Linked DNA regions of Mus musculus: region 2 is linked to region 1. A link is a contact called in ENCODE POLR2A ChIA-PET data. All regions are on one chromosome and are shown on one strand. Each heading gives the region's core, a stretch centred on a gene start or an enhancer-like site at or near the end of the contact. The rest is flanking DNA. Distances are from core to core; before and after follow the strand shown.

Region 1 (6,511 bases), core at 2,591-5,090:
CGAATCTTCAAAATAGGAAACTCAATGGATGAGAAACACAGAAAGAATTGTTCAATATCCTTAGCCATCAGGGAAATGCAAATCAAAACTATGTTGAGATTCAATATTACGTCTGTCAGAATGGCTAAAAGAAATAAAACAAGTGCCAGACAGCTCGTGCTGGCTAGGGTGTGCAGTAAGGGGAACACTCATTCATTGCTGGTGGGAGTGCCAACCTATACAGCCACTCCATATTATCACTGTGGTGGTTCCTTGGAAAGAATGGAGTCCATCAACCTCAGGATCCAGCCATACCACTCTTGGGTATAAACTCAAAGGACACTTTATCTTACCAGAAAGACACTTGCTCAGCCATGTTCATTGCTACTCTCTTCATAATAGCAAGAAAATGGAAACAACCAAATGTCTCTCCAACCAAGAATACATAAAGAAAATAAAATGTGATACACTTACACAACGGAGTATGCCTTTAAAAAAATGGACTCGGCCATTAAAAAAAGAAAATGAAATCATGAAATTTGAAGATAAATGGATGAAACTAGAGAAAAAACAAAACAAAACCCTGAGTGAGGTATTTCAGACCTAGAAAGAAAATATGGTATTCATTCACTTATATGTGGATATTAGTTAGGGTTTGATTGCTATGAAGAGACACCATGGCCATTGCAACTCTTTAAAGGAACATTTAATTGGGGCTGGCTTACAGTTCAGAGGTTTAGTTCATTATTTAGTTCATGGCAGGAAACATGGTGGCATGCAGGCAGACATGGTGATGGAGTAGGAGCTGAGAGCTCTACATCTTGATTCGCAGGCTGTAGGAAGAGAACTGGTTTGAGCTTCTGAGACCTCAAATCTACCCTATAGTCATGGATCCCCTCAAACAAGACCACACCTCTTATAAGTGTCATTCCCTATGGATTATGGGGGCTTTTTTTTTTCTTTCAAAATACCACTTTAGCTGTCAAGTTAAAAATAACCAAGCTACAATCAGAAGAACTTTCTTACTCTGCTCTGGACACTTCTTGATGCCTCTGGTTAAATTCTTCCTTATATCAATAATAAAACCCTTCTCCTCATCCATACATAGGAATGGGACTAGGTGGGATAGAGATTTCTTCAGGTAAGGGAAATAGAATAGATAGCTATGGATGGATGGGGGTCTGGAACTGGAGGGTCAAGTGGAGAGGAGAGGGTAGAGGGAGATACGGGAGGGGATATAGGGATATAGGGAGAGACAGCTAAAATTAAGGACCATTTGAGAAGTAGTATGGAAACCTTATACAGTAAAAACTTCCTAAAATACGTACATATATGGAGGCAATCTAAATGAAACTGTCAAATAGCGGGGAAGACAGAACCCTAACTGGCTATTTCTTGTCACCAAATGAAGCTTCCAGTACTGGAATTGGGTTACATCTAATTGGATTGTTGGTCAAAGGGACCTCAAAGGAATTCCTAGACAACTTGGGTCGTTGCCAAGACTACAGGTTGCTCTCCATTAACCAATGGCAAGGCCCCATTGCTGATAACACTTACAAGCCTCGTTGAACATGAAGAAGTTGAGCTGATGCCTAAATAGAGCCTTCACTAGTATATTCTAGCATCTTTGGTTCAGGAACGTACTTTGTATGCTACCAAAAGAAACATAAACACAAATCCAGCCATAAACTGATGGACCAGCCTGACTTCGTTTTAAGATTAGAAGCCACTTAACTGGTGTTGAATGCCTTTAATCCCAGCACTTGGGAGGCAAAGGCAGGTAGATCTCTGAGTTCAAGGCCAGCCTGGTCTACAGAGTAACTTCTAGGACAGCCAAGGATTCACAGAGAAACTGTGTCAGAGACTGCCCTCTCCTGCCCCCAAACTAAGTTCATTCCTGATTTCTGTAAAAATTGGGCTTGACTATGTCTTGACCCATTTTTTGGAATTTGACATATTCCACACCCTATATACCCTGACCTCCACTCCATGATAAGATCCTCTGAAAATCCCCCAACCCTTGAAACCTTCCTAGTCTTGCAGCTATATAAATCCCACCTTCTCTTGTATTTGATGCTGTTCTTTCAAACCCTACTTTAGGGAGACAGTCCTGTATGATAGAAAATAAAGCTTGCTTAATTCAATTACAGAATTTGGGTAATGGTCTTTACTCTCTTTTGGTGGTGTCTTAGTTAGGGTTTTATTGCTGTGAACAGACACCATGAGCAAGGCAAGTCTTATAAAAAGCAACATTTAATTGGGGCTGGCTTACAGGTTCAGTGGTTCAGTCCATTATCATCAAGGTGAGAGCACAGCAGCATCCAGGCAGGCATGGCACAGGCAGAGCTGAGCCTTCTATGTCTTCATCCAAAGGCTGCTAGTGGAAGATTGACTTCCAGGCACCAAGGGTGAGAGTGTTAAGTCCACACCCACAGTGACACACCTACTCCAACTAGGTCACACCTCCAAATGGCGCCACTCCCTAGACCAAGAATATACAAACCATTACAGGTGGGATCAACAAAACCCTACAATGGTGTCTGCCTGCAAGGTATGTTGGGGCAATAGTGGCACAAACCTGTGGCAGTAACCAACCAATATCTGATTTGACCTAAGGCCCACTCCACAAGATCGAATCCTGCTTGGGTGAACAACAATCTGAGACAAGATAGCTCAGGGACCTAGGGTTAAACTAAATACTACTGTTCTACTAAAGGAACATAGCAATAAAATGACTCCTAGTGATTGACATTCTGCTACACTCAGATCATTGCCTTGCTCAGCCATCATCAGAGAAGCTTCCTCCTGAAGCAGATAGGAACAAATACAGAGACTCACAGCCAGACAGAGTTTGCACAGCTCTGCATCAGGTTCTTGCATATATGTTATGGCTTCCAGTGCTTTTATGGAATTCCCGAGTGTTCGAACAAGTGGGTCTCTGGTCTTTGTGCCTTCTCTTGGGGCTTTTTTTCTTTGTTTCATCCAATTCAGATATGATAGGTTTTGTATTATCTTATGTTTTACATCTTAGTTTATTATTATCCCTTAGAAGTCTGTTTTGAAAGGGAGTGGATACAGATGGAAGGGGAGGTTAGAACTGGGAGGAGCAGAGGGAGGGGAACTGTATCAGGATATAGTATGTGAGTAAAGAAATCTATTTTCAATAAAAGGAAAAACAATTTAAAAATAAATAAAACCCCTCTGTTTAATCTGTCCAGGGACATTTGTAGTTTCGCCCACCTCTTGGCTACTGAGAATGATTCTATAAAGAAGGTGGAGGTGTTTTATTTTACAGGTGGTGGTGACACACCTTCAACTCAAGACTTTACCTTTATATGTGGCCAGAAAAATTCTCCGTTGTATGTGGCGTCCAATCTGGAGGGTACTTAGCAAACACTTCCGGGTGACAATCGGAGGTCTAAGGAAACATTCTGTAACTATATGCCTGACTGCTCTTGGAGGGAAGGCTCTGTGAGATTTGCAATGTGTTTCTTTTTACTACTGCAAAGTAGCAGAGCTGTCATTCCGAACGCAGAAGCATTCCGGACTTGAAACGAACCAAGCGGCTGGCTCGAAGATAAATAGGCATCCTCCCCAACCAAGCCTGCCTTCGCAGTGCACGCAGGGACTTGTAATTCGTCGCAACCACTTCCTCGCCGGGTAGATTGCCGCAGCTTCCGGAAGTTGGGGCGTGTTAAAAGCGTCAACGTTCTTCTCCCCGCCTCCTAGTCCCACAGATTGACAGCACTAACAGCCAGCAGATAAGCGGACTCGTGCGTCCTGTTACGTGATTGGTTTGGAGTTTTGTAACCGCCCAGACAAACTTAAGGGGAATTGGTTGAGCCACAATTTTGAAAATCGTAGATTCGCCCGCGCTCTTCGCCCGGTAGGTCCTCGCCTGCGGCGAGCTCGCGGTACTGGGAGTCCAGCCGGTCCGGCGTGGCGGGAAGCTTAATCTGCGGAAGCCGCGGACTGGAAAAGGAGTGGTCCGGGAAGACGCGGCGCCGCCGGGTGAGTGAGAACGGGCGTCGGGAGTCGCAGGGTCGCGGTGTTCGGCCACTGGTCCCGGCCTCTTCGCTTCCCAGGATGGGCCAGGGGAGTCACTTTCGCCTATGGGTTGCTTATGGGTGTGGGGATCACTTCCAATGGTTCTAGGCTTGGAGATGAACTTCGAGGCCCTGCACTTGAGTCCTGGGATCCGAGAATGGTCAGTCCTCTTCCCCGCACGCCGGGCCTAACACCTGTGCAGAGCCTGGGCTGCTCTGTAAACCCGGACTTGAGTCTTTTTATGGCAACGGCTGCTCAGCTTCGTCCCAGCTGAGCAGCATTTAAAAACTGACCCAGCTCCGGAGACCGCCCTGCTACTTATTTTGTCATCCCCGCAAGCGTAGGCTCTTGTCAGCGGCGCAGTTCCCTCCAGCTTCCTGCTGCCAAGCGTTGGGATTGTGTCATTCTGAGCTTGAAACTATTGTCCTGGAGGCCTGTGGCTAGTGGTTAAAAAACATTTTAAATCCAGGCTCCGCCCTCCGATTTTCTTGGTGACTTTGACCTAGATTTGTATGTGCATGGGTATCTTGGAGTATGTGGCAAAAAGGAATTGAGAGGTTTCTTGGCATGGAGTAGGACTCTTGAGTGGAAGAGCAGTTTTAGCGATCGATCTTCCTGCTTGGAGGGGTGTGTGTGGGGAGAAATGCTTAGTTCATTTCCTGCACCCCCAGAGGAGATGGCAATTGCTAATCTGCTGAATGGCACAGAAATAGTATTTGTGGAGAGGAAGTGACCTTCCTTCTCCCATGGTAGGGTTTGTTTATTTCGTGGACTGAAGGTGAAGTTACCCAGGAGTCTGATTCTTGTTACACCTCCTCCTTTCCTCAGAGTCACCTTTTCTAACTTTTCAGCGAGGGCTTGCTAGAAAGCACATTTCCCCATGGAAGAAGAAGTGTGGTATTGGACTTGGTGAAAGAAGCGCTCACTCCGATTGTAGCATGAGCAGACATTTTGTAAAATTTCCCATTTGTTACTTTCTTATAGCTCCTCTGCAAGTCTTTGGAGTCCTTGTGCAGTTTTCTCTTCTCTTTGCTGGCCTTGAACTGATGAGGCCTTGGACTTGGCTAGGGCTGTTTTCTGGTGCAGGGGGATAGGGAGACTCAGTGGAGAGGCCATGCTGATGAGTAGCTGGCTGCACAGTTAATGCTTTTTCCTAAAGGCTCAGTGCCCCTATCCATTCGGTTTTGCCCCAGTTAGTGCTGCCTTTGGCCGTTAGGTCAGGGTGTGTTTTGGCCTGTTCTAACATGTGCCTACTGAGTTGCTCACTGAGTGTCCCAGTGTGTGATGGTGAGACAACCTTTAGGATTAGTTGATGGATGAATGAATTCATTCCACAAGTGCCAGACTCTTTTGTTGCTGAGGAAGGCACAAGGCTTACCCTCAGAGAGCAGGTTAGTGGGTAGAGGCCAGCAGTAGGCAAACATAAACAATCACTCATTTGCTGTGCACATAGCTGGAATCTGTGTGTGAGATCTTGGCTTGGATTGGAGGTCTGATCCTCCTTAAGGAGCTGAAAGCTAAGTGAAGAAGCTGTACAAAACAGGAGACAGAGTTCCTAGAGGCCAGAACTTGTTTGAAGGGCAAAAGGGTAGTGTGCCTCATACATCAGGCTGAAGAACTTCAAGGAAGAACCTAGAGGCCACAGTATATGATGGCATTATGTTCCAAGAGGATCAGTAATATAGCCCTTTCTTCCCTGACCTTTTTCTGTAGCTGAGAGGCTGAAGTGTGTATGCATGCTTCTTGCTTTTGAAAGTGTAAGTCATGGTGGGAACTTCCTGTCCTTATATAAGGTGGGATCCGATATATTAGTGCTCATAGCTGCCACCCACTCTTGATCTTTCATGTGTTTACCACTTGGGGTACTGCTTATCGGGGGCCCTGATATGACAGTATCAGAATCCTCCCACTTAGTGTAGGACCTTTGTTAGGATTATATAGTCAGGTCGTACGGCAGATATCCAAGCTCCCAGCTTTTTAAGGCAGTGGGTAAACTGGCACTGCATTGTCTTTTGCCTGGTATTGACAGCCAGGTCTTCCTGAAAGCAGCACATTGCATGCGCACTCACTTCGCTCTCCCTCATCCATTCATAGGACATTTTGGCTTTAGGGAGGGTTTCAGAGGTCTCTTTGGAGAACATGGTTCTGGACCCCTCATTTCTTATGCATTCCTGTGGAATGTATAGCACATTTCCATCTACTGACTCCCCCCCCCCCGCCCCCAAATTAAAGACAGGGTCTCATGTAGTCTAGGTTGGCCTTAAACTTGCTATGTAGCTAGGCATAACCTTGAAATGATCCTCCTGAATTTCTCAAATGTTTGGGACCATAGAACGAACTATGCTCAGCTCTAGTGTCTATTTACTTGTTTACTTGTATAGTGTGTGTGTGTGTATATATATATATATATGAACATGTTGTGTGACAAAGCTTTACCTGGGGAGATGCAACACACACTCCGTTTACCCCTAGATAGGAACCCACA
Region 2 (6,269 bases), core at 1,827-4,326, 83 kb before region 1:
CAAAAAGCATAACCCACAAGCCTAATGTCATTTCTCTTTTACATTTCTTGGGACACCTTTGCCCAATTAACAAACATTCCACACCTCTCACCTTGATCACACATCCTGAGTGTTAACTTCCCACTTCCATATTCCCAGTTTCATCTGTGTCCAGAACATCTTTTTCGTAAGTGGAAGGGCAACAATTTCCAGCTTGCTTCTAGTACTAGACATTAACATTTACAGACCATCCCAGTGTGTTTTAAACCTGCTTCCACCTTTGTCCTCAGTCAACTCATGCTATGAATACTCTCCCACAGGGATGAAGCTGGCACCAAACCTGTTCTCTATGAGTGATGCCTCACAGCCTGGCCCTGACTTGCAAGGATGCCCAGCAGGGCACTGACCCAGTCAAAGGCACACAAGCAGCGACACCCAGGAGTGTGTTCCCACGACAGTCTAGCATGTAACTCAGAACCAAGAGTACTTAATAGTCCTGCCTGAAAACACCTGTATTTTACGATCTTTCCCAAACTAAGGAGTTTAATAAACGTGAATATTCTTTTAGGTGTTTCAGTGTGATTAGTATAACTGGCGGTGAAGCAACTGGAAGCTGGAATGCTTATCCTCAATCACAAAGAAAAGAAGCTGGGTACCAAAATTCTTTATTTGAAGAAATGGTACAAATTAAAGAACTTAAGCAGATGTTTTGGTGCAACTTATAGAAAAGATGAAGGCAGCCTGACATGCATGCACTGCCTCAGTGACCAGTAAAGTCACGTGGCTTTGGGGAAGTCAGCTTAGCTCTCATCACCGTGTCCCAGGGTGTGCTTGTCAAAGAGATATTCTGCCATGCCAGCTTCAGGGGCACCCATCTTGCGTAAGTTGGTCACGTGGTCACCCAGTTCTTTAATGGATTTCACCTGTTCACTCAGATAATACGTCTCAATGAAGTCACATAACTAGGAAAGAGAACATGGGACAAAGTTACTGGTCAGCTCTCCCAAGTCCTGCGGCAAATCATCTCCTCCACTCATCCCACGTTTCCGATACTCACGTGGGGATCATTCTTGTCAGTAGCCAGTTTGTGCAGTTCCAGTAGTGACTGATTCACACTCTTTTCCAAGTGCAGTGCACACTCCATTGCATTCAGCCCGCTCTCCCAGTCATCACGGTCTGGTTTCTGAATGAAACATCGGGTCAAGTCATCTACCAATCAACCCAAGCCAGGAAACACCTCACACTGAGCCATCATGCTCTGGGCAAAGGATTGCCCTCAATTTCCTCTAAGCTTTCACCGCAGGATGCTCGACAACTGCCATTTGCCAACAACACAAGGACAGAAGCCTCAGTGCACCATCATTTCCTGAATAAAGTCTAACCGCTCATTTAGGGCACCCCTAGGATCTACTTACCTTTATATCCTGCAGGAAGATTCGGCCACCTCGCTGGTTCTGCAGCTTCATCAGTTTCTCGGCATGCTCCCTCTCCTCATGAGATTGGTGGAGAAAGTATTTGGCAAAGTTCTTCAGAGCCACATCATCTCGGTCAAAATAACAAGACTGAAAGTGGAAAGGGTACATGTTACTGATCTCCACTGCAAGGCACCGCAATGGCTGTATGCAAAGGCTGTGAGCCATCCTACTCGGCCTTTTAAAAGTTCAGTAAGGATGGGAAGGCAAACCTTGGGACTTGGCTTTATCAAGTGTTCTACGGCTCGGTATTAGTGCAGAGAAAAAAATTTAAGCCAAGCCCAAATCTACTTGTCTAAGAGGTAGGGTGCTAGAGTATCCTGCATTGGGAGGCCATTTTTCTCCTCCTTCACCAATCATGTAAAAAGTAGCTAACACAAGGTCACAAGGCTTCCAGCTCTACAAACAACCACTGATTTATAAAATTAATGCATCATGCCCTGTTAACAATTGAGGGCATTGCATTTTAGCACAAATATATTAGGAGAAGCTTTGATTTTCAGTTTTAAGCACTCAGTGTATTCATATTCCAGGAATGACAGCCACAGAAGTTGGACCTGTTTCAAAGTCCAGGCCTTCCCCAAACCTGTTTTTCAGAAACTATTACATGGAAAACTTCCTTGTCCAGCAATTGATAGCAGGCTTTTCCCAACAAGTATGTACCTACCACTTGTTAGTAAGCCACACTCATGCAAAATAAGAAAAATACAGTAACATGATGCCTTGTAAATGCAAGGTCGGGGTGACACTGATAACTACAGAAGGGGAGATTCCTAGCGATAAGTTTCAATGCAAGTGAGGCTCTGTGATAAGCAGAGAGGTGGAGGCGGCTGCTTTGAAGGGGACAAGAGTAAGCTCACAAGAGATAAGCCTCTTTACACCAGGCCCCAAGGCTGCCACTCGACACCATGACCAAGCAGACCCGCCATACTCCAGGAGGAACTGGAGCAGGATGCATAACCAAACAGAGAAGCTTGTAGGCCACGTGATCGGAGGGGACGAGCGTGCAGAAAATGCACCTAACTGCAGGGTTGATTGGCCAGGCTGACAGTCGTACTGCCCTAAGGCTTCAAAAAAAAGTGGTGTAATGACATGCCTGATCTATGCAGGAGCCACAAGGTGCTATGTGCTCAGACTTGCCACGGCAGGGCTGCCTGCCTTAGGAAAGAACCCCGAACAAACTCCATTTTCCAGAAGGGCGCTGGAAGGCGGGGAAGCCCGCAGCAGGCCACGCCCCGACCCACCCTCCGCCGGCTCCCCAAGTGGCCCTGAGGAGGCCGCACTCACCATAGACAGATAGACGTAGGAGGCATACAACTCCAGGTTGATCTGGCGGTTGATGGCAGCCTCCGCGTCCTGGTGGTAGTTCTGGCGCACTTGCGAGGGAGACGCGGTGGTCATGGTGGCGGCGGGGCGAGGCGCGGTGGCGACGCTGGAGCGGCGGAACGACGAAGTTGCAAAGGGCTCAGGCTCGAAGCGGCCGGCGGGGGTCGGAGGGGTCGAGCACCGGGTTCCGTTCAAGCACTGTTGAAGCAGGAAACCGCGGCGACTCTGGGCGAGAACGTCTGGCGCAGGAGGGGACAGCGGGCCGCACTTATAGCGGGATCCTGCGTCAGGCGAGCGCTGGCCAATCAGCGCAGCGGGCCGCGCCGCCCCGCCTCTTCCTGTGGGCGTGTTGCCCAAACCCGCAGGGCGCGGGCGGGGAGGAGCCTGTGTGAGTGTGAGGCGACGCAAGGGGCTCTGAGCTTCTGCAAGAGCGGTGCCTGGCAACAAGCGCGCTGTTTCTGTGGCCCGGGGCGGGCGTAGTTGGATCTAGCCGTACTGCAGAGGCATCTGGGTCCCAGATGGGCACAGAGGGTACCGATGAGGATGATTTTCAATTCTCACAGGATATCCCTAAACTCTAGGCAAAGTGCGTGTTGTTAGTCGTGACATACACCAGACAGCGACTTCGTCTTACAAATAGGAAAATGGAAGCGTGGCGCTGTAAATGGCGAACGACATATAAGTTGGACTGGGAAAGAGCGGCTTTCCCTCCTTCAGAATCTGTGGAGAGAAGCTCAGAGGAGGAGTAGGGGAACTATTGGCGAGGAGGTTAGGGTCTACCCTGTTCTTCTGACTCAAGCAACCCCGGCTTTTTGCTAAGGCAAACATGGCTCTGAGAACAGTTGAAAAAACAAAGGCTAAGAAGGCGCATTTCTCCTTAGAGCAGGACAACAGCCGTCTGTCTATAGGGCAATCCTGGGGCCAAACCATTTAGGTTTCTGAGAAAGCCCCTGGTGATGCTTGAAATTAAGAGACGTCTCTGGATTAGAAAAGTAAAGAAGTGACCTACGTGTGTCTGTTTCAAAATGGTCTCCTTTATCTTTCTCAGTAACCTTTGGGTTTGTCCTTGGAGTGAAGTTGATGCTTGCAGAATGGCAGGTGACAGGTGCAGGAAACTGCAGAGGGACAAGCCAACTGTGTCTATCTTGTAGCTGTGGCCCAGCTTCAAAATGGGTGCGAATTCTTGGATAGCAAGCAGAACTAGAGATTAGCCACTGCGTCTTGCTAGGCCCTGCCATCCACATCCACTTGTGCTCAGCCTTGTCTAGTCTTTAACACAGGTGGAGAACCAGCAGATGCTGTTCATATTCTCAAAACTGGAAGTTGGACTTCGATTTTGTTGTTATTGTTTTGAAGCAAGATTGACAAAGTTACTGGATCAGTAACCCAGACTGGCCAGGGACTCTCTGTGTAAGCCAGGCTGGTTCGTCAGAGAGCTGGGATTATAACCCTCTTCCCCCCTTTTAAGGTACGTCTACTGAAATACATTACTAGTACTTAGTCTTTTAAAACTACACGTTATATATGTTCTTTTCAGGAAAGATTTCAGTGGTAATCTAGCTGCAGGATGCTTCTGGATAAATATCCTGGAGTCAGACTTCAGGACGATGGCCCTAGGAGACTGATGCTGAGCTAAAGTTGATGAACAAATTCCCTTTGGAAAGTGGAGGAGGGAGGTGGGGAAAGGAGTTCTAAGTAGAGGGAATAGCAAATGGGCAGGCATGGGAATGCTTCCCTTGTTCAAGGAACCTTAAGGAAAGTGTGTTTGTTGGCCCGAAAAACGAAGTGCATGTTGGGGAGAGCTGGAAAGAACATAGTCAGACTGGCGAGCCATAAAAAGTCATTAAACTTTACCCTGTAGGTAATATGGATATATCATATCCATTTGATTTTAGGAACATTACTGTAAATCAATACAAAACTGGTAGGAGTCCAGCCTAGTCATTGTCACATGTAGAATGCATGCAATTTTTTTCTAAGGGTAACCACCATCAGAAAAATATGATGGAAGACCAGCAAGAGGGTGATGGTAGTGAGCAAATATTTTCACTTACCTTAGCAGCAGAGACTCAAGTAGCAAGTAATAAGATCACCAATACCACGAAACAAAGCCAAGCAAGTATTGGGGAAAGGAGGTGCTATCTTCCTGAAGGGTCGGTCATCTTCCATACTACAAATGTCAGCTCTAACCCTGTAACTCAACAGAGTCAGAGATGTGAAAATACAGTGTCTCTTTGGCAGGTCGTGATTCTGAGGTTCATATGGAGCCAGTGGACTAGCTTGTAAACCCTGAAGAAAACAAAGGTCGGGAGGGAAGGTTGGCTGGAGATAGCTATCATATCATCAAATGTGGGATGCATATGCACAGATACATATATATTACAATAAAGTATGACTTTGGTACTGACAGGAAGATGAGAGAAAAATCAAAATACTCCCACCCACATATGTGTGGGAACTCGATATAAACTAAAGGCATGCATTTCAAATTAGGGAAGGAAGAATGGGTTTAGCCGATAATATCCACACAATTGTCATGTGGCTAAAATGAATAACTCCGTATTTAAAAATACCTCCCAGGTGAATTAAAAATACAACTCTTAAAGTTGAAATCTATACAGTTTTAAGAAGACTATAAAGATTATCCAAATTTGGAATAGGGAATATTCTTTTGAGTTTCAAAAGTTGGCAGGTTTGGCCACTTAAAAATTAAGGTGGCACATGCCTTTAAACCCAGCACTTGGGAGTCAGAGGCAGGCAAATTTCTGAGTTTGAGGCCAGCCTGATCTACAAAGTGAGTTCTAGGACAGCCAGGGCTATACAGAGAACCCCTGTCTCAACAAAACAAAACAAAACAAAAAAAACAAAAAAACCAAACAAAAAAAAAAAAAAAGAAAAGAAAAGGGTTTATATGGAAGATATTTTTAAACAAGGTTAACATAGAAACAATGTGTTGGGCTGCTGGTATGTGTTGCCCATAGCAAGGATGAAGATCAAGAGCCAGAAAGTTTATGCACAATTATATATTTTTTCAGTCTTGAGGATGAAACCTAGGGCGTGGGCATTCTAAGTAGGCTCTCTTCCATTGAGATACTTCTGTTTAGTTTAGTTCTTTCCTTTCTTTTTATTTAAAGATGGGATCTCACTGTGCTGTCTAGGCTAATCCTGAAAGCATATTCTCAAATGATCTAGTGCTCAGACTCCATTGTATCACTGTACCAGGCTATGTGATAGCCGCATTAATCACACCTTTTTATAGGGACTACTTGGTTGGCTTCCCTACTACTGTAGGTAGAAAGCTCTAGGTAGGAAGGTATTTCTAGCACACGCAGTCCATTGCAAGATGCTTGGTATTTGTTGCTTGAATAAGATGAATGCATTTTATGTGGAGTTTGGATTCGAGTGAAGCAAGAGGGCTGGGTACCAGTTGGGAGACAGCTGCCTTGCTTTTTTTAATGAGCATGGGAGAAAGAAAGCTGAAGAGAGATACGG

What was found. ChIA-PET counts read pairs that join two places held with the same protein, here RNA polymerase II (POLR2A).
Region 2: POLR2A ChIA-PET joins it to region 1 with 67 read pairs in Patski. The contact joins the promoter of Fth1 here to the promoter of Incenp in region 1. POLR2A ChIA-PET finds 5 or more read pairs at or near these places in 4 of 5 experiments (Patski and embryonic stem cell).

Annotation. Positions count from the first base shown.
Region 1 is chr19:9,896,818-9,903,328 of GRCm38, reverse strand. Incenp (inner centromere protein) reads left to right here and starts at 3,840. Exons shown (of 19, transcript NM_001369356.1): 1 at 3,840-3,990. It overlaps Gm50340 (predicted gene, 50340), which reads right to left and starts at 3,651. Exons shown (of 3, transcript NR_168101.1): 1 at 3,309-3,651; 2 at 2,252-2,461; 3 at 668-812.
Region 2 is chr19:9,979,453-9,985,721 of GRCm38, reverse strand. It overlaps Fth1 (ferritin heavy polypeptide 1), which reads right to left and starts at 3,076. Exons shown (of 4, transcript NM_010239.2): 1 at 2,739-3,076; 2 at 1,395-1,541; 3 at 1,037-1,162; 4 at 611-941. The coding sequence starts at 2,852. The coding sequence ends at 780. Best1 (bestrophin 1) reads left to right here. Exons shown (of 12, transcript NM_011913.2): 12 at 300-550. The coding sequence ends at 336.